Linked DNA regions of Homo sapiens: regions 1, 3 and 4 are each linked to region 2. A link is a loop called in an ENCODE intact Hi-C map of the cell type or tissue named here. Cell type or tissue: mammary epithelial cell. All regions are shown on one strand. Each heading gives the region's core, and the rest is flanking DNA. Links, peaks and the distances in the headings are about the cores only. Region 1 overlaps BACE2 (beta-secretase 2). Region 2 overlaps BACE2 (beta-secretase 2). Region 3 overlaps MX1 (MX dynamin like GTPase 1). Region 4 has its middle 34 kb from the start of LINC00323.

Region 1 (6,162 bases), core at 1,908-4,407, 82 kb before region 2:
TTTGATTTCTTTCCTTATTTGTTATGTGATGTTATGCCAGAGCTAGGCTGGAAAGCAGGCCATGTTATACAAGGTTAAATAAAACCCTTCTGGTGAAACTTTATGGTGTGTAGAGCGGACTCCCCAGGCCCCTTAGGTAGGAATTTTGGGCAAGAGAATTAAAAAAAAAGTCAGAGTTTAGTCCTCATGTCCATCTGGCTATCTGCCCAGCAGTTATCTGCTGAGGACTTCACATGGCTCAGGTGCTGCTCTCTGCACCAGCACTACAACGGTGAATGACACACAGTCCCTGCTCCCTCGAGGCTTCCAATCTAGGGGGAACCAGGCAGTAACCATAGGGCGGGAAGTGCCCCCACAGACACCCTCTATGGGTACTGCTGACCACTAATCACTTCGTCCGTGTGGACGCTTTCTTCACTTGGACTCTAAGAGGGCTGCATTCTTCTCCCTAACTCCCTGGCTGCTCCTTCTCAGGCACTGTATTGGATTTCCTTCATCTTCCTCCCCTGCAAGCATCGGAGCACTCTCAGGCTCTGGCCTCCTCTCAATCTTCCCTCCTTGGGTGACCCATCTGGCCCCACCCCATGGCCCTAGGTCACCCCGTGATCTAGCCTGAGACTCCCAACTCCTCCTCTCCAGCCCAGACCTGGGCCACCATTGCCACATGCTTGTGTCCGCCTGCCTGCCCACCTCTCAATCGGCATTTCCCGTGTAACCTGTAAAACCTGAATGCTGGCTGTTCCCCCCAAATCAGACCTCTCCCACAGTTCTCTGTCTCAGTAAATTCATGATTCACCCAGTTACTCAGGCCCTATAGTGCTGGGCCAGTCCTTTTCTCTCTTAGCCTGCATGGAGACTGTAACCAGACCCTTGTGAGCCTTCCTGTGAAACCGAAGCGGAATCAAATCACTCCCTCGCCCAACTCAGGCCAAGTCCTCACTGTCCTCGTCTCTTGGGATCCACTGCAATGGCTCCTAGCTGGCCCAGAGCTCATCATGCGCCCCTCGGGCAGACAGAGTTTTAAAAGTAGGCAGCCTGACGGAGGCAGGACAATTTCCTCAGTGAAAAGAGGAAGAAGTAATCAACATCAGAGAGAAGACAGCATCTGTGGGTCAGCAGTTCTGCTATTCAGGAGGGCCAGTTCCCACAGGTGCTGTGCAGTGTTAAATGAAGATGAGTCGGCCATTGATATCCCTGGAGCCAAGAGTATGTGGGGAAATGGGTCAAACCTGAACACAATCAGTGAGCAAATCAATATCCTACCAGCAGTAACAATTTCTTGGCTTTTGGATAGCAAATAATTCAAATGCAGGCAATTAGAGAGTACAGCAGCTGAGTATGACAAAATGCCCCTGTTTGGAGAAAAGCAAGAGTGCAAAATGAGTAAGAAAACGAACCTTCCTGTGAGTAATGATTAGCCTTAAAGGGCAGAGACAGGAAGAAAGACTTGGATGAAACAGGCAGACACACGAATACACAGAGTCCTGGGCCTTCTGGCTGTAGGGGGTTTGAGGGACTGTGAGGGGTGATTTTGGAGGGAGCAGAAAAGACTGAGAGGAGACCAGCAGGGAGGGGCTGCCATGTGACCACACTGAAGAGCAGGTCAAGTAGGGATAAAGTAGAAGCTGTGAAGAAACCTTAGAGCTCCCCTGTGGGCTGCCAGCTGCTGTTTTTTAACAGGCCACATAGGATTCAGCCCATGGGCTTTTGGAAAATAGTGTTGGGTATAGACAAAGTTTAAAGTAATTGCTTTCGAATTGACTCTTTTCTGCAGGAGCAATCGTTTGCCCACTTATTAGGGCTCATGTTTGAGAGGTCCCAGGTAGGGCCCCATCCTAAAACTCTGAGGACAAGAACCCTGGCGGTTTCCCCTGGTGTTAGAAAGGCTGCTGGGCAGAGCCTTTCTGCTGGGAAACATGGAGCGTGTGGGGTCTCACCAGGTGATCTTTCCCAGCTTCCTACTGGAGTCCCCTCCCAGAAAGGGAATGGAAAGCAAGTGGAATGTGATGCTGAGTAAGAAATCAGGAAAACAGCAGGCAAAGTGGATTTTTAAAAATAAAAAATCTGAACATGTCAAAGACAACCAAAAAATATCTACCATTATAAGTGAAAGCAATAATGAATTCTTATGCAGAGATGTGCAAATGAGATGAAATGCTCCCAAACCCCTCTCATTCTGCTCCTGAGCTTGCCCAGTGCTGGGTCCTAAAAGCTATTGAGGAAGCCAAGCAAGCCTTCCCGGCTGTGACCCACCTGGACTGAGGTTTCCCCCTAATGCCTGCCTTCTCCTCCTGCTTCTTACGAGTCCTTGGTGCCTGACATTTATTCAGCAGTGCACACCTGGGTCCTCAAGCTGGGTTTTGACATTATTACACACCACACTGATGAAATAATGTCCACATTTTGCCGCTCTACTAGCCAAAATGTAATCATCAAGAGCACGTGATTTTTTTTTTTTTTTTTTGAGATGGAGTCTCACACTGTCGTCCAGGCTGGAGTGCAGTGCCACGATCTCAGCTCACTGCAACCTCTGCCTCCCAGGTTCAAGCGACTCTCCTGCCTTAGCCTCCCAGGTAGCTGGGATTACAGGTGCCCGCCACCAAGCCCAGCTAATATTTTTATATTTTTAGTAGAGACTGGGTTTCACTGTGTTGTCCAGGCTGGTCTCGAACTCCTGACCTCGTGATTCACCCTCCTCAGCCTCCCAAAGTGCTGGGATTACAGGCATGAGCCACTGCGCCCGGCCAAGAGCACATGATTTTAAAGATGATTTAAAGATGCTGAAAACATAGCATTGTAATATCATTCAGTGCAGTGCCATTCATCCAAGGATACTGCATTCTTCTGAAAATGTCTTTGGTAGGTATTATTGTTTCTCCTTTATAGTTAAAGAGACACAGGCAGGGCTAAATGCTTTGCTCAAAGTTACGGTGTGAGGGAAGGGCAGTGCTGAGCGTGTTACTCAAGCCTCTCCTGAGAGCGTGGTATCTCCTGTCGGCCTGAATTTCTCCTGGAGCTTTCAATCCTTTCCCCAAGATCTCTCCTTTTCTGGAAAGCACATCCCCACAACGTAAAGATGAAAATGGGAAAAGGCAGTAGTACCATTTACTTTTTTTCTCCTGAAATTACGCCTCCTTCCTTGTCCCTGCAGTCCAATTCCCTTTATCTCAAATTCATCAATTGCAACAAAGACATATTGATGTGTCCATTCCACAAACAGTTCTGATGTACTTTCCCTCCACGGCCTGGTGGCGTTGGGGAAGGAAGGACAATCTTTTACCCCCACAGCTCTCACCTTCAAGGAATTTATAATTAATTGAAAACGAAATAGAAGTTAAGAAAACAGAAGTCAAATGAAAAAGGCAACAGCATAAAACGTACCCTAAAGATAAGATTCCATGCCAGATGAGCAGACCAGAAAATATGCGTGCTGAGTGGGAGGTGCAACCTCACAAATGGGTTATTCTGCTCGGCATGGTTTCAACAAAAGCTGGGTTGTTTGAGTTGAGTCTTAAAGGATGGGAAGAATCTGGATATATGGGCGGAGTAAGGAAGGGAGGGCATTTCAGGCAGGGGGGTTGGTGGAACAAAGGTTAGGAGACAGTTGCAGGCAAGAGGCCTTGAGGGTCAGTGGCCACCCAGCAGAGGGTTGGGGTTCAGTGAAAACACTGAGGAACTAGGAGGGGTCTGGTGGGAGGCCATGGACAGCGATGCCAGGAGCGAGCCCTGAGCATTTAAATCATGGGGACGCACTGCTTACTCATAGCAGGGGAGGCTCGGGTGAAAGTGGTGGTTTAGGAAGACTGATCTGACAACAGTTTCAAAAAGAAGAGAGGGTGGGGGCTCAGGAGCACAGCAGCACTCTGCAGGTTACAGAAGTGCTGGTGAGAGCCACACGCGCAAGGGCTCAGTAACGGAGGGGAGGAGGAAGAGGTGAGAAATGGGACTGAGGAAGACAGACGTGGTCCATTTCATTAGACGTGTAGGATAAAGAGGGAGTCAGTGGGTACTGGGAGTATAGGAAAAAAATGATGTCTTCACCTTGGGCAATCTAGTTTTTCTTTTTCTTTCTTTTTCTTTTCTTTTTTGTTTTTTGTTTTTTTTCTGAGACAGAGTCTCACTCTGTCGCCAGGCTGCAGTGCAGTGGTGTGATCTCGGCTCACTGCAACCTCCGCCTCCCAGGTTCAAGCAATTCTCCTGCCTCAGCCTCCGGGGTAGCTGGGATTACAGGCATGCACCATCACGCCCGGCTAATTTTTGTATTTTTAGCAGAGACGGGGTTTTGCCATGTTGGCCAGGCTGGTCTCAAACTCCTGACCTCAGGTGATTTGCCTGCCTTGGCCTCCCAAAGTGCTGGGATTACAGGCGTGAGCCACCGCACCCAGCCCACTTTTATTCTTTATACGTAAACAGGAAAAATGTATAAGGGTGATGTGGTAGGTGTGACAAAAATGTCTCCAGGTCTTCCCTTTTCCTTGTAGCCACACCCTTGGCAATGCGGCTCCATGGCTCCTCCCAGTGCGAGGGGCATCTTTTCCCTCATCCTCGGAATCTGGGCTAGCCTTGGGCTTGTTTGGGCAGCATCATGGAAGAGATAGTGGCTAGTTCTGGGCTGACACTTCAGGAGCCCCTGTGTGGTTCTTTTCTCTCTCCCAGGTCCCTGTTACCACATGTGACTCAGACACTGAATGGAGAGAAACGCATGGCTCTGTTCCTCCATCCACCTCGCCACCAGATATGTGAGTGAGACCATCCTACACCAGCCTGGGTGGAGGCCAACCGGGACCCAGCCAACCACCAGCTGAGTAGAGACACGTGAGTGAGCCCGGCCAAGGGACACCGCCCTGCCTGGACTCAGGAGCAGTAATATGTGTGGCTGTCTTTTGCAGCATTATTGTGGTGATAGAGATCTAATGCAGGTGTGACATCTAATACACGTGTCATGCATGGAGTGCTTTCTCTTTTGCATGATAAAAAGAGCAAAGCACAAATCCAAGTTCATACCTGAGGCAGGATTGTGATACGGAATGACCTGCTGGAGTTCTCGTCTCTCAGGTAGATGGAGATTTTAGGGAAGTAAGACCAAGGTGTTTCCGAATTCGTCCAGCACGCCAGCTGGGACCCAGTCCAGAAACCATCAGAGAATTCTGGAATCTAGACAAAACAAGATCACATCAGAAACCATGACTAGTCTGGCACGTCAACAGGAAACAGCTCCAGGCTTTCCTAGCCACCTCGCCAGATGCCCACAGGGATAAACAATGTTTAATTTGGACAGAACAGCAGGGACATTAGTCCCCTGGAAGAGTGACGGTGATGACAAAATAATAATGATTAAAATTGTCAAGACACATGAAGTACCTACTAGTACTAGTATTAGACACCCTTATAAGCCCTTTGCAGCAATAATTACTTCAATTCTCAACCAGTGTGATAGCATTATCCTCACCACTTTACAGATGAGGCAACCAAAGCACTAGAGGTGAAGTAACTTGCCCAAGGTCACACAGCAGAGGGCAGAGGCCCTTTAGAAGACAGAAATCCTAATTGTGGCCCCCAAGGACTTTCTGCTTATCACTTGCCCTCTGAATTCCATAAGCCCAGCAAGTTGCCTCCTGGTGCAGAGCCTAGGGTGGGCTCTCTGCTCTTTTGGGACATTTTTCTCCTCCTCCAGATCCCAGGTCAGATGCCACTTCATCCAGGAAGCCCTCCCTGGCTTCTTCTTGTAACACTAGAACACCACCATGCCCCACTCCTTCCTGGCCTTTCTCCTTGTGGCAGTTAACAATTTACACTGATTGGTGTGATACACTTCAGTCTCCTGCACTAGAATCCAAGTCTTCTCAGGACAGAGATCTGTGGCCTGGCCCCCGCTGCAGCCCTAATACCTTGCACACAGAAGAGACCTGGGAAATATTTGTGGAAAAAAATAAATGGCATCCAGGGACAAAAGGTGGCCGGCAACACAGGACATCCACCAGTACCTCTCACCAGGGAACCGGAAGGAAGGTAGCATCTGCCCATATTCACTAGTTGCTGAGATGGCAAGTTAACGACACCTGTGTGACCTCACAGGCAGGCCCCGAGCAGTCCACCCTGGGTCTGCCGGCTGCTGAGGAAGGACTGTATCTGATGTGTCTATTGTAGCACATCCAGGGCAGG
Region 2 (6,162 bases), core at 3,431-5,930:
GGCATCGCCACGTTACTCTCTAGACAGTCTCTTTGTCTTCCTGCAATGGCAGCGCCGAGGTTGTATATTTCTAGGTGCAGGTATATGATTGCCATATAATAAAAATCTGAAAACATCCCACCCGGGGCCTGGGCTGGACAGCAAGCATTAGCACAAAACAAACACACTCATTTCATTTCCTTTATGTGGTTAATGTCAGCACTCCCAGAGTATTCTCTCTTCTTTTGAGAATTCTAAGAGCAAAAAAGTGACCACTTTTTTTTGTATTGAGTAGCAATAGTCAAATATCAAATTAGTACATCTAGGCCAAGAGAGGATGAAGGGGAGCCAGGCCAGGAAAGTCACCCAGAAGAGGTGACACTCTCTTCCTCAGGTTCCACCAGAAACATGTTTATACCCAGGGAAATTACAGAAGGGGTGCCAGGCTGCCCACCTGCCTCACAGGTATGCCCTATTGTCCGGGTAGTATCTGTTACCTTAACATACAATGAACCCCAGTGTCTCACCAAGGCTGGGCAAACAGGGTGACCCAGAGGAGGGATCCATGACACACAGCAAGGGACTCAAGGACAGGCAGAGGCTCACAGTCAGTCATAGGAGCCTCAGGTCACCTGGAGAGGGACCTCACTCACCAGCAAGGAGGACCACCACCCCGTTCCTGCTGTACCCAGTGTGGGGTTGGGGCAAGAGTCAGTGCCCACTAACCCCCCACCTCTTCTCCAGCACAGGTAGACCCTGAATTCAGGGGCCAATGCTTGACCTGCTCTAGTCTATGAATGAGATGTTACATAAATCCCAAGGCATGCTGTCAGATACTAGGGAGAAGGAGAGAAACACCACCTTTAAATTCCTCCCTCTCCACCCCTGGGAGCAATGCAGCTACGTACCACCACCACAAAAGAATAGCCACTTGGCCGCGCGGTGGCTCACGCCTGTAATCCTAGCACTTTGGGAGGCCGAGGTGGGCAGATCACTAGGTCAAGAGATCAAGACCATCCTGGACAACATGGTGAAACCCCGTCTCTACTAAAAGCACAAAAATTAGCTGGTTGTCGTGGCACACACCTGTAGTCGCAGCTACTCAGGAGGCTGAGGCAGAAGAATCGCTTGAACCTGGGAGGTGGAGGTTGCAGTGAGCCAAGATCAGGCCACTGTACTCCAGCCTGGCAACAGAGCGAGACTGTTTAAAAAAAAAAAAAAAAAAAAAAAAAGGCCACTGATCACAACAGCTATCCTTATCATTTTGGGATCATTCCAGGAGGAAAAAGGAAAAATGGGCAGGCAAGGGGAGGTGAAGCCAACTTACCTACAACAAGGAGATCACACAAGGAGATCAGGGATGAGTATGGCGGGAAGTATGGGGGGAAGCACCTGTTTCATATTAAATATATCCTGATTGATAAGGGGGTTGCCTTATAATGTCTTTAAAACATGAAATACTGAAGCTTTCTACATCCATCCCAACATAAGTGTTTATTACTCATAGGTATTTAAATATCATTGATCTAATCTTGTACACATTGGATTTCTCTCATATTATACATTAATTTCAGCAATTCTAGAATTAGTGCAACATGACATGGGACATTTTAAATTCTTTTTTTCGAGACAGAGTCTCGTTCTGTTGCCCAGGCTGGAGTGCAGTGACACGATCTCGGCTCACTGCAACCTTTGCCTCCCAGGTTCAAGCAATTCTCCTGCCTCAGCCTCCTGAGTAGCTGGGACTACAGACATAAGCCACCATGCCTGGCTAATTTTCATATTTTTAGTAGAGATGGGGTTTCACCATGTTGACCAGGCTGGGTCAGGTCAAACTCCTGACCTCAGGTGACCCGCCCGCCTCAGCCTCCCAAAGTGCTGGGATTACAGGCATGAGCCACCGCGCCCCGCCTGACATTTTAAATTTTCAAGCAGTTACTCTCCAGCAGGAAAAACAATACAGAAGTACAGAAGGGAAGCAGAAACACTCCTCTCTTCCTTCTCCCACCCTAAGCCCCAGGGCACTCTCTTGCCGCAGGCTTCATATCAATACAGCACTAAAATCGTCATTTGTGTATTGCCTGTGATAACAATTACACTTGAATCCCAAATTGAAATTATTAACAATTAAAAGGTGAGGTAGAATCAAAGAAAAAAAATCCATAGAATGAAAAACTTAGAATGAACTTGTTGTGGATTAAATCATGTTCCCCAAAAGATATGCTGAAGACGTAACTCCGGTACCTGTGAACTTAACCTTATTCAGAAAGTGGGTCTATGCAGATGTGATGAAGTAAAGATGAGGTCAGGTTAGAGGAGGGCAGGCCCTAATCTAATGACTGGTCTCCTTATAAGAAGAGAGGAATTTGGCCACAGAAACTTACATGGAGGGGAGAGATTGGAGTCATGCGGCCAAGGGTCAAGAAATGCCAGCAGCCATCAGACACTAAGAAGAGGGAAGGAAGGATCCTCCCCCAGAGCCTCCGGAGGGACAGTGTTTCTGCTGTCGCCTTGCTTTTTGAACTCTGGCCTGCAGAATTATGAGAACAAGTTTCTATTGTTTTGAGACCAGGACATTAATGCAGAAATTTGATTCTCCACAGCTGAGGAAAGGGAAGATGAGGGAGGTTACACACTTGCTCCTGGTCACAGGTGTGACACTACAGTGCTCAGGACCTGTAATCACATCAGGATGCTTCCTGTCAAACCACATCATCTCCAGAAGCATGAAGATGGTTCTTCTTAAAAAGTTACTGTAACTAAAACACTGCACCTAAGGAGGAACGGCAGTGACGTGCAAAGACTGAGCTGGGCTGACCCAGATTGACAGCTCCACCCTGCTTTGCCTTCACTAGTGTGGCCCTGGACAAACTACTCTGCCTCTCCAAGCCTCGGTTACCCTGTCTGAAAATTAAGTCACATTGTTGTGCACATTTTCCAGGACGTTGCAAGGATACAATGAGGTGAGCCACGCACAGGGCTTCACGTGCCCTTTGAGTGTCCAACACTCCATCAGCAAGAAATCAAGGTCAGCTCTTGATCTTATAAACTATTTCTCAGACTCCTGTCCCTCCTTGTTGTTTCAAGCTGATTTCTTGGCTCACCTTTCCCAGTCCTCTGTAATACAGTCTTTGATGAATTCTTTCTCTAAAGCCCAGAAGCTGCCACTTCTCACTCGAAGGAGCTGGTGGCAAACTGGCTTTGACTTTCTTGTTCTTTCAACCTCAGTAATTGTTTTTTCTCATTGTCTTTAATAGTTTACCATTTCAAGTGGCTCCATCAGATTTCTTCTTGCTGGGATTGCCTTCTTGTTTTCAGCCTCACCTACAGTCAGCTTCATTTGGGGAGCCTGGATGGCTTCTTCTGAAGAACACAAACTCTTATTGCATATGCTGGATCCATATTTTCAATACAAGTCTTCCAAATAATTGTGTACTAAGAGGCTGATAATCAAGTGAATGCACCATGATTAAAATAGGATTCGCCAAAATAATTAGGTGGCCCTTTACATTCAAGTGTTCAGGTATGAGAATAGTTTTGCTGTCTGCTTTACCTATGTTAGTGGAGATGACAGAAAATCTTTCAGAAAAAGAATCCCAAAGGCTTTTTTTGAAGCTACTACAAGGTATATGGCTGCACACCTTCTCCTGTCTTCAGCTGGAGTTATTGTGTTAACATGAAAGTCTCTTTTTTCATAATAGAAATTGCTGTAATTATAATTACTTTAGAAGAGTGTTATTATTAATAAGACCAAATTGCACGGTTCAAGCAGGTGCTGGTTGAAAGAACTGTTCAAAAGTTCTACAGTTCGAAAGAACCCACATAATGGGATCAGCCGCAAACCTGGCAGTCATCTCCATGCCAACGTGGCCCTGCCTGCCAGCACACACGCCTTGCAGCTCTCAGGCGGGCTTCCGGGCACATGCCTGTGACTCCTCACAGAGTCACTGGGCTTTAAACAATGGACCTCTAGTTCCTGATTAAAGCCTTCGGGGAACAAGCACACTTCCAACAGTTGACTTTCCCATAAAAGAAGGGGAGCTGGAGGGCTCTGGTTCCTGTTGAACCTCTCCTCTCAAGGCCTCTCCCGTGCACACCTGGATCCAGCCCTTCATTCTGTTGCTCATTCAGCAGTGCTGAAGGAAAGAGGAGATGGGGGAACAGCACGGAGTTCCGGAGGGTCCAGTTGCAGTCATACAATAAGTCCCTAACACCTTGGGGTGTACGTTCAGGGTTCTCTGGCTAGAAAGGGTAGTTTGAGGCCAAAACCAAAGAGATCAGGAGGCATGAAGGGAAGGAAGTCGTTATCTGTCTGGTGGTTCAGAACTTGGCTTCTGAAGTTCAGCTCCCTGGCTTCCATTTTTGGCCCTCCCTCTTTCTTGCCCTGTTGCCCTGGAAAGTCATTCAGTCTCTCCGAGCTTCAGTTTTCCCACCCCCAAATGCGTATAAGACCCCCGAGGGGTGGTGGGTGGTGGGTGGGGATTCCTGGGAAAGCACACCTAAAGCACAGAGCGCAGTGCTTGTCACGTACTGAGCTTTCAGACATTGTCTATGACTATTACTTAATTCTTGAAAAATTCTTGGTTATTTATTGCTTGAATTTACAATTCCATTTTTCTCTCCACCTAAGCAATTTTTATTTTAGGCTTCAGAGAATCAGCAGAGAATAAATGCATGACTCCTGGCCATTAATAGAGCAGGAAAGCTCACTCCAGGTTCAGAAGTCACCTCACTGCTGCCCCCTCTAGCCGGCTGCTGACACCCTGCTGGTGGTCAGAGACATTTCAGGGCAACACAGGCAGGTAGTGAATCCTAATGCAGTAGTCAGGAAAGCCTGACTTTACAGTAGGCATTTGGAAAGATTTGGTTATAAAGCAGCTTATCGCTAAATCAAGCCAGGAGGGAGGTACAGGATATTTCATTCCCCATCACATGTAAAAATTAAATCTGTCTCTGTAGAAGCAGCGCTCCCTGGAAACATGCTAATGGTTGAGAAGTAATCTTGAACCAACTACTGCCTTGGCTACGGTAAAGACAGGAGCCTAGGTACTCAATACATTTCTGTTAATTAAATTAATTAAACCTCATCATTTTAAAATAAAGGTCATTGAATTAATTAACAGGCAAGTTATTATTTATAAAAGCTTTTTTTTTTTGATTGCCAAAGTTAAGTATTTTTTAGTCCTTCTTCAGGCTTCTCCCTTTCCCCTTTGCTCTGGAGGGAGGGTTTCAGGGCTTCTTTTATCATAGCCCTCAGACCACCCACATTTACTTTTAGTAGAGAGAATTCCCTCGCATCAAAGCACACATGTCCAATGGGGATTCATTCAAGGCCTGTTCCAAAAGATTCTCTGCAGGTCACAGAAGAGGTTCTTCCTCAATATCTTGTCATATTTCCAAGGTTCTCAGCACCAGGCACATGTTCCCACGTGTTGGCTGCACCAAGACCACATCTTACAGCCAAGTTAAGCTCCCTCAGCTGATGGGGATTCCTATTCCCTCCCTCTAACCATCCACTCCTGGAGATGGCAAAGATCACTCACGTGGCTTCCCATGACTTAGACGAAAGGCAACTAGAATCAAAGTTTGAATATACGCTTTTGAAGGTTTTTTTTTCCCCCTAAACTAATTAAACAACTACAGAAGTTATTCGGCAGTTTCCTTTTTTAAAAGAATTAGCATGGCATGTCTTTCCTCTTAAAGTCTTGAATAATTTAATGAGAATTATACAAAAGTCATGAGTATGTTCTATTTATGGGGGAATCATAGCTGAATCAAAACCCAAATGACAATGTTAAAAATAAAAATAAACTATCTTCAAATAGTGCATTCAATTGAGCAAAGGACTTCAAATCCCACTTGGATTAGACAGTTTGAAAGTAGGAGGGGGCAGATCAATTGGGATTTTTTTTTTTTTTTTTTCAGATCACTGTGCTTGGGAACATTTGTTTCTTGCTACAAAAAGTGTTAGTAAATGAACATCAGAGTAAGAGAAAAGGAAAGCTGTTTGATTTTATTTTTGTGTTGTAATCGGGATACCACTTGGTCCCCGGACACCTCACTCAGCCCCTGTTTTTTTCCCGGTAGCTGGAATGCTTTTCACACTCTGCACACCCGCGTGTAGATGCATCGCTCCGTGCAGAGGGGCAGGGCCGCCGGATGAGCGAGGACACAGCTGACAAA
Region 3 (6,162 bases), core at 1,270-3,769, 290 kb before region 2:
ACTTCTGTGCACTGGCAGGCTCAACATCACATGGAAGCTGCCAAGGCTTAAGGCTTGCAACCTCTGAAGCCACAGCCCAAGCTCTATTTTGGCCCCTTTCAGCCATGGCTGGAGTGGCTAGGATGCAGGGCATCAAGTCTCTAGGCTGCATACAGCACAAGGACCCTGGGCCTGGCCCATGAAACCACTTTTTCTTCCTAGGCCTCTGGGCCTGTTATGGGAGGGGCTTCTGTGAAAACCTCTGACATGCCCTGGAGACACTTTCTCCATTGTCTTGGGGATTAACATTCAGCTCCTCATTACTTATGCAAATTTCTGCAGCTGACTTGAATTTCTACTCAGAAAATGGGATTTTCTTTTCTATTGCATTGTCAGGCTGCAACTTTTCCAAACTTTTATGCTGTTTCCCTTTTGAAACTGAATGCCTTTAACAGCACCCAAGTCTCTACTTGAATGATTTGCTGCTTAGAAATTTCTTACACCAAATACCCTAAATCATCTCTCTCAAGTTCAAAGTTCCACAAATCTCTAAGGCAGGAGCAAAATGCCACCAGTCTCTTTGCTAAAACATAACAAGAGTAACCTTTGCTCCGGTTACCAACAAGTTCCTCATCTCTTATCTGAGAGCACCTCAGCCTGAATTTCATTGTCCATATCATTATCAGCATTTTTGTCAAAGCCATTCAAAAGGCTGGGCGTGGTGGCTCACCCCTGTACTCCCAGCATTTTGGGAGGCCAAGGCAGGCAGATCACCTGATGTCAAAAGTTCAAGACCAGCCTGGCCAACATGGTGAAACCCCATCTCTACAAAAATACAAAAAGTAGCCAGGCATGATGGTAGGTGCCCATGATCTACTGTAAGCTACTCAGGAGGCTGAGGCAGGAGAATTGCTTGAACCAGGGAAGTGGAGGTTCCAGTGAGCTGAGATTGTGCCAGTGCACTCCAGCCTAAGCAACAGAAAGAGACTCTATCTAATTAAAAAAAAAAAAAAGACATTCAACAAGTCTCTAGGGAGTTCTAAACTTGCCCACGTTTTCCTGTTTTCTTCTGAGCCCTCCAGACTGTTCCAGCCTCTGCCTGTTACCCAGTTCCAAAGTTGCTTCCACATTTTCAGGTATCTTTACAGCAGTGCCCCACTCTACTGGTACCAATTTACTGTATTAGTCCATTTCTGCGCTGCTGATAAAGACATACCCAAGACTGGGCAATTTACAAAAGAAAGAGGTTTATTGGACTTGCAGTCTCACATGGCTGGGGAGGCCTCACAATCACGGTGGAAGGCAAGGAGGAGCAAGTCACATCTCACATGGATGGCACCACAGCATTTATTAAGCACCTGCAGCATGACAGACCCTGGGTTCCAGAAAACTGGGGCTTTCTACTTTGGTTTGTTCAATACACTCCTGGCCCTGTCATTGCTCTGCTCCTAACTCAGCCCCATCCTATGGGGTCCCCTGAGCCCCAGATGTGCCTGGAGTGAAGGTCCCTGAGCAGACATCATTATAATCCTGTCTGTTCTGCACAGGTCAATGGACCATTGAGCCAGTGCTTATGTTACTGGTGGTGAGTGTCCAGGTTCTTGGTGTCTTGAACAAAGAATTAGGCAGAACACACAAACAAAGCAAGAAAAGAATGAAGCAACAAAAGCAAAGATGTATTGAAAATGAAAGTACACACCACAGGGTGGGAGCGGCCCGAGCCTAGGGGCTCAATGGCCCCATTACAGTTTTTGGGGGGTTTAAATACCCTCTAGAGGTTTCCATTGGTTACTTTGGGGGCCCTATGTAAATGAAGAGGATAAAGTAAAGTTACAAAGTCATTTACTCGGCATACTCCCTGTGGAGGGGATAGTCCCTGTTAGAGTTGAAGTGTGAATCAGCCTTACATTCCTGCCTCCAGACTCGATTTTCCTGCCTCACTTACAGGGCAGGCCACGGAAGCCGGAGAGCAGGGTGTGATGCCAGCGCTGCCCGTCATGGCTGGGAATGGAGGGGTGGGTAGGGAGGGGCAGTTCCATTGCTTGCCTGAACTCAGGGCCCCTCTAAGTGCAGGAAGGAGTCACACAAAGTGGTCTCCAGGGCTCTCTCCCAGTTCTGGCCGCTGGGGCCACTCCCCTCTCGGCTCTGGATGACTAGTTAGGACAGGCCTGGGGGATCACCACACATGTTCATTTTGGCTGAAAGGAACATCCTTGCGGGCACCTTGGGGCATCCCCAGCAGGTTCACTCTGCTGGGGAAATTGAAATTGCTGTTCTCTGGGACACATACTGTCAACTTTCTTCCTCCATCCTCTCTGGTTATCACTAGCAAAATTCTAACAACAGCAAAATAGAATCCTGTGCAACACTTTGACACCTCTGACTCTGTTTCCCGTGCAGCAGAAACTTAAGGCAAGTGGAAGACTGATTTGGGTGGTGGTGGAAGGAAGGGACGTCTTGTAGTGGAGAAGTTTCCCAGGCCTGCCACGAGAGGGCACCTGCCTCATGGAAGGGCCGAGCTGTCTGATGCACCAACACAGCCAGAGGACCTGGGCCATGTCCACTGCGAGAACGCGTGCCTAGTATTGAATTAAGAATGTTTGGATCCACCCTGCCTTACTCTTGCAAACCTCTGTGTGTGTGTTGGTGTCGTCTCTCCCTTAAGCATGAGTCAAACTGATCACCCTCTGTTAACAGTAGATCAAGTCAACCTGCAGGTGCACTTCAGCACCTGGGGGAACCATAAAGTTGCTGCCCAGCGGCAGCTGCTGACCTGGGCTTGTGAAATGTCCACTGCTCTCCGGACATCCTCTCTTATAAATGTATTCTCAAACTTCCCGAAGAATTGAAAATTACACAGTCCCAAGAGTCAGAAGAGATCTGGGATGGGGGGGCGTGGTCCAGAGGGGAGAGGATGGTGTTGCTGGTCCAGCCCCCACCCCCAACCTGACAAGCAGCTGTGCAGCTTGGCCTGATGCCCCCACTGCCTGGGACCTCACAGCTCTTGAGGAAGCCATGCCATCCGGGGGCCCCTCTGTAGAAAGTACCCCCATTCCCCACACTGATCATCTAGAATATACCTCCCCAGAGGATGTCACACCTTGGTGCTCACACTTCATCTCTCTTGTTGCCTTTTGGCCTTCTCTTTCCTAGGCTGGGGCAATCCTGATCCTTCAACTCTCCCCTTAAGGGACAGAGTGTCCGGTCCTCTCCTGCCCCATCCATCTAGTCCACTGTTCGATTTCCTGCCCTTGAGCCTGCCCTGGCCTCATGGTGAGGAGGCCCAGCAGCAGCACTGATTGGGAGCCATGGTTCTCAGAGTCAGGGCGTAGGAGTGTGGCTCGAGTCTCCCCCAACCAGGCTAGACCAGAGAACTTCAGTCAGGTTCTCCTCCAAGGTTAGTGTTCCGCCTTCTCTGCTTCCCAGACCGCTCCCCCAGCCACAGCCTCTGCAGGTAAAGTCCCACTGGGAAACCTTTTTTTTTCCCTGAGATGGAGTCTTGCTCTGTAGCCCAGGCTGGAGTGCAGTGGCACGATCTGGGCTCACTGCAACCTCCACCTCCCGGGTTTAAGCAATTCTCATGTCTCAGCCTCCTGAGTAGCTGGGACTATAGGCACACGCCACCACACCCAGCTAATTTTTGTATTTTTAGTAGAGACAGGGTTTCACCATATTGGTCAGGCTGGTCCCGAACTCCTGACCTCAGGTGATCCACCCGCCTCGGCCTCCCAAAGTGAAGGGATTACAGCGTGAGCCATCGCACCTGGCCTGGCAACCGCTTCCTGACTGGGCCTTGTGCTTTTCAACTCCATGCCAGGTGCCCAGTGACTCAACAAATTGGACATTTGATCAATGCACATTATTAAGTTAGCACCGTTGGCTTCATATTGTTTCATTTTTTAAAGTGTGTTCCCCCATTTCCCTCCAGTCTCTAGGAAATCATCAGACCCTGTTCTTTTGCTTGCTCCTACCTGGCCCCGCCACAGAGGGCAGCTTTACGTCCACTGCTCCACTGCACCCTACCTGCTAGTTTCAGGCTTCTCGCCAAAATACAAAACATGGCAGAGCAGTGTCTGCTAGAAATGAGTTTATTACAGAGAGAGGAGACAGGGCTCCGACAGGACGCACACACACGGCACTCATGCTCCTAAAACACTGGGTTTGTGAAGGGACATTATAAAAATGAGGAAATAAGCTGTGATGTTCAGCATGTGTCAGTTTCTAGGAATACAGAGAAGGGGAGAGCTGCAAGGTGGAGCGATTCTGAGGGCTGAAAATCCCTTTCCCAGTACGAAGACAGCATCCTTCAATCCCGCCAGCTCATGTGCATCTGAGGGTGGGGCTCTGTCTTCATGCTAGAAACCAAACTGCTCTCACAGCTTCCTGCTAAATCACCACGGCTAACGGATAAGCAGAGACGGACTATCCAGTCTGACTACTGAGCACTCAAGTCGTCAGTCCAGTGGCTACCCGGGAACGGGGGCAGACAGTGTGCGTGCACGTCTACGGGGCTGGACAGAGTGTGGTTAACCGGGGAACTGGGCAAGCCGGCGCCGAGCCTGCGTCAGCCGTGCAAGCCGCTCCTTCAGGAACTTCCGCTTGTCGCTGGTGTCGCTCCGCTCCTTCAGGAGCCAGCTGTAGGTGTCCTTGTCCTGCAGGAGCTGCAGCATGGCCTTCTGAAGCTGCTGGCCGTACGTCTGGAGCATGAAGAACTGGATGATCAAAGGGATGTGGCTGGAGATGCGCTTGCTGGCCTCCTGGAAGGAAAGAACAGTTCACGGGAGGGTGGAGGGGACACTGTGAGGAGGGGACTCTGACCTCACCATGTGCACATGAGGGGATCCAGATTCTCAATGAGGGAGACCCTCGCAGGGCAATGACCTTCCCCTGGGTTTCAAACCCATCAATCTCCTCCATGGTGGTGGCAGAGAGGAACTATGCACAGTGCAGAGAATGTCCCAGCTATGAGTCATATTCCCAGCAGCTTTTCCTGACCATTAAATGGGTAATTCTGATGGAAGAGGGCAAAATATGCTCTATAAAGGTAAGCAGGCAGACAGTGCAAAAACTGCATTTCCAGACCAGCCTGGTCAACGTGGTGAAACCGCGTCTCTACTAAAAATACAAAAAATAGCCAGGTGTGGCGGCACACCATGGGAGGCTGAGGCAGGAGAATTGTTTGAACCCAGGCAGGGGGAGGCTGCAGTGAGCTGGGATCGCGCCATTGTACTCCAGGCTGGGCGACAGAGCAAGACTCTGTCTCATAATAATAAATAAATAGGCGTGAAACTCTGACACTTGCTACCACCTGGATGAGGACATCATACTGCATGAAACAAGCCAGTCACAACTCCTATGAGGTACTTAGGTTAGTTGAATTCACAGAGACAGACAGTAGGATGGTAGCTGTCAGGGATTCAGGGGCGGGGAATGGGGAATGTGTTTAATGGGGACAGAGTTTCAGTGTGGGAAGGTGATAGGGTCCTGGAGATGGCTGCTGGTGATGCTGGCACAATATGAATGTACTTAATGCCACTGAACTATGTACCCCCAAATGGTTAAGATGGCAAAATAGACATGATGAATATTTCTGCACAATTTAAAGAAAGAAAAAGTGAGGGTGATGTGGGGGTGCTGGCTGCACTAGATGGTAAAACATAAGAGAGTCTTGCAGACAAGACCCAACGCAGAGGGGAAGTGAGTGCCTGAGTGGGCGTGTGGAGTACCAGTGGGAACTAGACGACCCTTCCAGGATGGGACTGGGACCTCTGCTGCCATCTGGATCCTGCCTCATTCTTGACATCAAAGAACTCCAAATGGGCCAAAGGTATCATGTAACAGTTAAAATAAGAAATTACTTAAAGAAAATATTGTCCACCTCATTTATCATCTCAGGGAGACAAAGTCCTTTTAAAGTATGGCAATAACCACTGAGGCCCAAATCCAACTTGAGTTTCTGCTCTAGAAAACTTACGCATAGTCTAAAACCACCATAGACAAAAATGACAAAGCAAATGACAAAATGTAGATCGTCTGCAACAGAAATCGCAGAGGTCTACTATCTCACCAAGAAGCTCTTCCTGGATGAACTGTTTGCTGAGCAAGAAATAGAAATAACCCTCAACACACAAAAAGATGTACCAGCTTGTTGTCATAAGAGAATGCCAATTAAGATTGTAATGA
Region 4 (6,162 bases), core at 2,263-4,762, 57 kb after region 2:
TGGCACATGTATACATATGTAACTAACCTGCCCATTGTGCACATGTGCCCTAAAACTTAAAGTATAATAATAAAAAGAAAAGTAGAAAAAAAAAGAATTTATAAAATGAAACAATCCTGAAACCATAGCTCTTCCTTCCAGTACATTCTGGTCAGGCTTGGAGCCAGCCCTTGGTTTGGTCAGTTAGATTGTTGGGTCCACCTGCCACAGAGGCTTCCTCAGCAGCTGATGACTCAGGGATGCTGGCCTGCATCGTGCCGCTGGCTGTGGTGGGTGCCTACACGTGGGTCCAGGTTCCGGGGCAGCATTCAGAAGGTCTAGCCAGTGGCAGGGTTCAGCTGTGGCTGCAGTGGAGCCTCACCTTTTATTTATTTATTTTTTTTTTTTGAGATGGAGTCTTGCTCTGTCGCCCAGGCTGGAGTGCAGTGGCATGATCTCGCTCACTGCAACCTCCACCTCCCGGGTTCAAGTGACCCTCCTACCTCAGCCTCCCGAGTAGCTGGGAGTACAGGCATGTGCCACCACGCCTGGTCAATTTTTGTATTTTTAGTAGAGATGGGGTTTTTCCATATTGGCCAGGCTGGTCTTGAACTCCTGGCTTCAAGTGATCCATCTGCCTCAGCCTCCTAAAGTGCTGAGACCACAGGAGTGAGCCACTGCACCCAGCTGGAACCTCGCTCTTTCACCAGAGCAGCTGGTGGTGTGATGTGGGGTCTTGTTCCTGGCTGAATGCCCTCCCAGCATGTTTCTCTAGTCTAGTGGGAACGACATAATGCCCTAATGCATTTATTCTTCTGTTTAAACTAGCCAGAGAGTTTTTTGCTGTGTGCAAATGATTCTTGACTGATCCAATTTTGTGCATGAGGTGTATATTTGAAAGATTAAAAAGTTGGTTGGAAAAATGCTTGCCAAATTCACAACAGAGGCAACTCTGGAGGAGGAGAGAGCAAAAGAATGGAGGTAAAGATAGGTAAGAAATGGACTTCACCATCCTGGCTAACACAGTGAAACCCTGTCTCCACTAAAAATACAAAAAAACAAATTAGCTGGGGGTGGTGGCGGGCACCTGCAGTCCCAGCTACTCGGGAGGCTGAGGCAGGAGAATGGCGTGAACCCGGGAGGCAGAGCTTGCAGTGAGCTGAGATTGTGCCACTGCACTCCAGCCTGGGCGACAGAGAGAGACTCCGTCTCAAAAAAAAAAAAAAAAAAAAAAAAAAAAAGAAAGAAAAGAAAAAGAAATGGACTTCCGCTCCGTCTGTAATATTTTAATTGCTCTATTAGAAATCCAAAACATGCCAGGTGCGGTGGCTCACGCCTGTAATCCCAGCACTTTGGGAGACCAAGGCAGGTGGATCATTTGAGGTCAGGAGTTTGAGACCAGCCTGGACAACATGGTGAAAACCCATCTCTACTAAAAATACAAAAATTAGCTGGATGTGGTGGTGCACGCCTGTTATCCCAGCTACTCAGGAGGCTGAGGCAGGAGAATTGCTTGAACCAGGGAAACGGAGGTTACAGTGAGCCAAGATTGTGCCACTGCACACCAGCCTGGGTGACAGAGTGAGAATCCATCTCAAAAAAAAAATCAAAACAAATATTATAGATATTAAATATGATAAATATTGTTTAATTCTAGGTAAGAACGTATGGAGGAATTTCCTATATTACACTTTTCCTCTGTAAATTAAAACATATCCCAGAACAACAAAACAATAAACAATGTAATAATAACAAAAGCATGGATCAAGGAAGGCATAAGACATGCTTGAGGTTGGCGGGAGGAGAGTGGATAGTGAGTACTTGCCAGTGGGTACCTTGCACAGTCTACCACATGTGAACTGCAATCCCACATGTGTAGTGTGAAACCTGCACAGCTGTAGCCGTACTGGACCCCCTGCATTGGAGAGTTGGCTGCAGCAAAAGATTCTTGGCATTATAGAGATACAGTTGAAACATTAGTTTGTCGTTGGCTTATAGAGTTGTGAACACCATGTCAAGATGCTGATGATTTTTGAGTGGATGAATGACTTGGTCTAAAGGTACATTTTTATTTATTTATTATTATTATTACCATTATTATTATTTTTGAGACAGAGTCTCGCTTGTCACCAGGCTGGAGTGCAGTGGCGCAATCTTGGCTCACTGCAACCTCCGCCTTCCGGGTTCAAGCAATTCTGCCTCAGCCTCCCAAGTAGCTGGGACTACAGGTGCATGCCACCACGCCCGGCTAATTTTTGTATTTTTAGTAGAGATGGGTTTTCACCATGTTGGCCAGGATGGTCTCGATCTCTTGACCTCATGATCCGCCCCCCTCGGCCTCCCAAAGTGCTGGGATTGCAGGCATGAGCCACCGTGCCCAGCCTAAAGGTACATTTTTAGATAATTAATCAGGCATCTGCAAGCAGGATGAATTGGTGAGGAGGAAGTGGAAGCTATGACACTAGTTAGGGTGATGGCAGGACAGCCTGGGGAGCCAAACCACCCTTACTAGTAATTAGGAGACTTGGGGGTCTTGTTTTATTCTGTTGCTGACAAGCAACAGTGGCATTGCTAGTCAAACAAGAAGGCTGTGTCCCAGCCAGTAGCCCACTTTCTGCTCTCTCTCTGCAGAGACCCTTGGGTCACCCCCACAGGTTTGGTAGCTGCTTCCAGAATGTTGTGTGCTGAGTAAATGTCTGCTCTCAACAGCGTGAGCTGGGCTACCTCCTACATGCCAGTGTCTGCCATCTCTCAGGACACAAAGCCTTTGCTTTGAAGCCTCCTTGTGATGACCCAAATTCCAGTGATTAAAGCACTAACATCCTTGACAGTGAGGCCCAAAGTTAGTGTGAGATGCTACTTTCCCATTTTACCAATGAGAAAATTGCATCCAAAAAGCACAGTGCTCCGGAGAGGACACATCTTGGGGCAATAATGAAACTGGCAGAGAAATGCCAAAGTACTGTCTCCGGCGAACAGCTTGGAAATCATGTGGTGTCTATACAAGGAGTGTCTTTCACCTGGCAGCTCACCGTGAATCGACTCCCTAATTAGGCTCGTCTTGCAAGTTCACATGGAATGCTCCCCACTAGCAGTGCCCCCAGCCATTACGATGCCAGTGCTGTGACCAACTCCTGCATTAGACAGAGTGGATCTTATCTGGGTCTGACAGAAACACCAAGGACTGCCGGCAGCCACCAAGAGCTGGGGATGGATTCTTCCCTAGAGCCACCAGAAGGAACCCACCCTGCTGACGCCTTGATCTCAGACTGCTGCCTCCTGAACTGCGAGAGAATCCAGTTCCGTTGTCTTAAGACACCCAATTTGTGGGATTTTTCTTTTTTTGCAGCAGCCACAGGAATCTAATGCAAGCAGGATGTGGAATTCTCACGTGATTTTATGACACAGTCTAAGTCCTCAAAGCAAGTTTGTACTTAAGGCATTTGTGTTGAGGGCCGGAAGTAATTGTTTTATTCTCTAGCTATGGAGATTTCTCCACGGCATTGTGGAAATCCTTGTGCCCCCCAAAAAGGGGATTCAGAATGCTCCCTAGGGCTCATTGCTCTGGGCTTCCCACTGCCTCACGATGCCCTCCCCCCACACACCTCTCCACCAACCTCTCAGGAGCCAAGTTCCTGATATGCAAACAAGCACACCCCATCTTCAGTCTCTCTGCTTGACTCGTAACTGAAACCTGCTTCCACCATGAGGCCAAGCTTCCTGCAGACTTCTCACAAAGTGCTTCTCAGGAGGTGTTTTGTTCTGCATTATTGGATGAAGGGCACTGAGGCAAGGTCCCACCATGCCTGTTCTCACTAGCAACCCATTCTCTCGTTCCTCGATTTGCAAGAGGTGCGTGCTTTCCTGCTTTGTATCCTTCATTGCCTCTCCTGGTTGTCCTCCCCTTTTTACCTGGCCATACCCCTCATCATGGAAATCCTTGGAACCTGGTGCATGGTTTCCCTCTGTACCCCCAAGTCTGGCACCCAGTGGCCCTCAATTAATGCCCCATTTGTTTCCTTTCTTCCTTCCCTCCCTCCCTCCCTTCTTTTCTTCCCTTCCTTCCTTCTTTCTCTTTCTTTCTTTTCTCTTCCTTTCTTTTCTCTTTCTTTTTCTCTTTCTTTCTTTCTTTCTCTCTCTCTCTCTTTCTTTCTTTCTTTCTTTCTTTCTTTCTTTCTCTCTCTCTCTTTCTTCTTTCTTTCTTTCTTTCTTTCTTTCTTCTTTCTTTCTTTCTTTCTCCTTCTTTCTCCTTCTTTTTTTTTTTTTCAGACTCTCACTCTGTCACCCAGGCTGGAGTGCACTGGTGTGATCTAGGCTCACTACAACCTCTGCCTCCCGGGTTCAAGTGATTCTTGTGCCTCAGCCTCCTGAGTGGCTGAGACTACAGGCACACACCACCACACCCAGCTATTCTTTTGTATTTTTAGTAGAGATAGGGTTTTGCCATGTTGGCCAGGCAGGTCTTGAACTCCTGACCTCAGGTGGTCTGCCTGCCTTGACCTCCCAAAATGCTGGGATTGCAGGCACGAGCCACTATGCCCGGCAAATGCCCCATTTTCTAACCTTCTCCTTCCCAAATGATTTTCTTCTCATTCCCCTTTAATTTTTCACTCTCAGAGCTTGTTCTTTCCCAGAACAATTGATTCCCCATGTTTTACATCCAGTCTTGGGGATCATTGTTTCCACCCACGGCTTTCACTTCTCCACCCACTCTGTCCCCTGCTGTCTGTCCTTGGGGTTCCATTTTGCCCTACCATGAAACAGCTGCTAACTCCGGTGCACCCCTGTTGGTCCTTACCTTCCCTGGAGCCTTTCCCATCATGCACCACACTCCCCCTAAAATGGGCTTGTCCCAGGTCCTCGGTGCCCACGCCTGCTCCGTGCCCGTGCTACACCTCTGCTGCTCCCACACCACGCGTCTGTCACTTCATCCTCCTGTCCCTGGACGCTGAACCTCAGAGCTCCTCGGGTGCTGTCCGAGGACTTCTTTGCAACTTGCACACACTCTTGAACCATCTAAGGCACATCTGCCATTTCAATTATAACCTGTTCTGATAATCTCCCAAACTATGTTTACAGCCTAGATCTTTCTCTTGAGCTATGGGTCAAATAAGCCACCCTTGTCCATGAGACGACTACATTTGGTTGTCCCATGGATTTCTCTAACTCAAATGTGTTCAAAATAAAAATCAATTATCTGCTCCCTAAACATGTCTTTCCTCCTAGAATTTCTGTCTCAGGGAATAGGGCAACATCGACCAAGTTTCCTCAGCCAGAAACCTGGGTGTTTTACTTGACTGTTCTGTTTCCCCACATTGAACATCCAAACTTTCACCTTATTGTGCTGTTACTAGAAGTGTCTCTTGCAGGCATCCAGGTCTCTCCATTCCCACAGCAACCCTCTCCTGCTGTGATGGGCCTGGGTGACTGCAACAGCTCTCAGCTGCTGCTCCAGACAGGAACCCTCCCAACGCACCCTCTGCACTACAGCCAGAGCAGCCTTCCAAAATGCGAATGTGATCCTGCCTCCCTCTGCTTAAACCCTCCAAAAGTCCCCCACGCTCTCGTTACATCTTCATAGGGTACCCTGGGACCTTCCTCTCTGGTACCACTCTTGCCTCGAACTCAGCCCTGTCATGGCGGACTGCTTGAATGCAGTTTATGGGTGTGGCGCTCCACCCTGTTCTCATTCTCCTTCTCTCCGTCCCCTTGTTGTCTCTTACTGCAAAGCTAAGCCTATGTTCTTAGATTTTTCCATGCCTGGCAACCCAGCTCTCCCTCTGCCTTTATGCTTTGTTGACCAACTGACTCTGATCATCCATTTGTCTGGACAGACTTCCTCCTAGGACATGGCCCCTAGCCCCACACATAAAATCAGCTCCCTTCTTACTTCCTTGTAACACGTGAACGCTGCCTGGCCAATGCCTTGTGATTTGTCGGACTGCCCTCTAATCTGTTAGCTCCTGGAGGGCACAGCCCTGTTTTGTTCACTGCTCTAATCCAGGTAATTAGAACATCACAGGTGTTCAGTAAATATTTATTCAGCGAATAAACAAATGGAGGTTTGTAGGAGTTAAATGAGATATTGCATAGGGCCCATAGCTGGCTCATTCAAAATAGATAGACGAGATCATTACTATTAACAGCAAAGATGCTCAGCCCGCAGCATAGGGTCACCACCTC

Evidence for each region. Peaks named below come from ENCODE experiments on the same cell type or tissue, not always from the same donor. Only the 100,000 strongest peaks of a DNase experiment are listed, where the experiment ranks them.
Region 1: it touches region 2 in a loop (3-fold over the local background); 9 of 110 quality-filtered maps call a loop at or near these places.
Region 3: a loop joins it to region 2, with 10 times the contacts of the local background. A loop is called at or near these places in 5 of 110 quality-filtered maps.
Region 4: it touches region 2 in a loop (4-fold over the local background); 7 of 110 quality-filtered maps call a loop at or near these places.

Annotation. Positions count from the first base shown.
Region 1 is chr21:41,249,744-41,255,905 of GRCh38, reverse strand. It overlaps BACE2 (beta-secretase 2), which reads right to left. Exons shown (of 9, transcript NM_012105.5): 7 at 5,005-5,154. Among named protein-coding and RNA genes, the nearest start is that of FAM3B, 64 kb to the left of the region's middle. In mammary epithelial cell, for the core only: no CTCF peak of the experiment used is centred there; a DNase peak (open chromatin) is centred at 3,465; H3K27ac peaks cover 647 bases.
Region 2 is chr21:41,169,189-41,175,350 of GRCh38, reverse strand. The region is part of intron 1 of BACE2 (beta-secretase 2); the gene reads right to left. It overlaps PLAC4 (placenta enriched 4), which reads left to right. Exons shown (of 1, transcript NR_148920.1): 1 at 1-120. Among named protein-coding and RNA genes, the nearest start is that of BACE2, 4.1 kb to the right of the region's middle. In mammary epithelial cell, for the core only: a CTCF peak has its summit at 4,726; DNase peaks (open chromatin) are centred at 3,930 and 4,740; H3K4me3 peaks cover 420 bases; H3K27ac peaks cover 2,461 bases.
Region 3 is chr21:41,457,102-41,463,263 of GRCh38, reverse strand. MX1 (MX dynamin like GTPase 1) reads right to left here. Exons shown (of 17, transcript NM_002462.5): 17 at 4,052-4,736. The coding sequence ends at 4,506. Among named protein-coding and RNA genes, the nearest start is that of MX1, 34 kb to the right of the region's middle. RefSeq lists enhancers at 2,551-2,750, 3,291-3,380, 4,573-5,074. In mammary epithelial cell, for the core only: a CTCF peak has its summit at 2,470 (motif pointing right); no DNase peak of the experiment used is centred there.
Region 4 is chr21:41,110,561-41,116,722 of GRCh38, reverse strand. No RefSeq gene overlaps it. Among named protein-coding and RNA genes, the nearest start is that of LINC00323, 34 kb to the left of the region's middle. In mammary epithelial cell, for the core only: no CTCF peak of the experiment used is centred there; a DNase peak (open chromatin) is centred at 3,212; H3K4me3 peaks cover 666 bases; H3K27ac peaks cover 1,407 bases.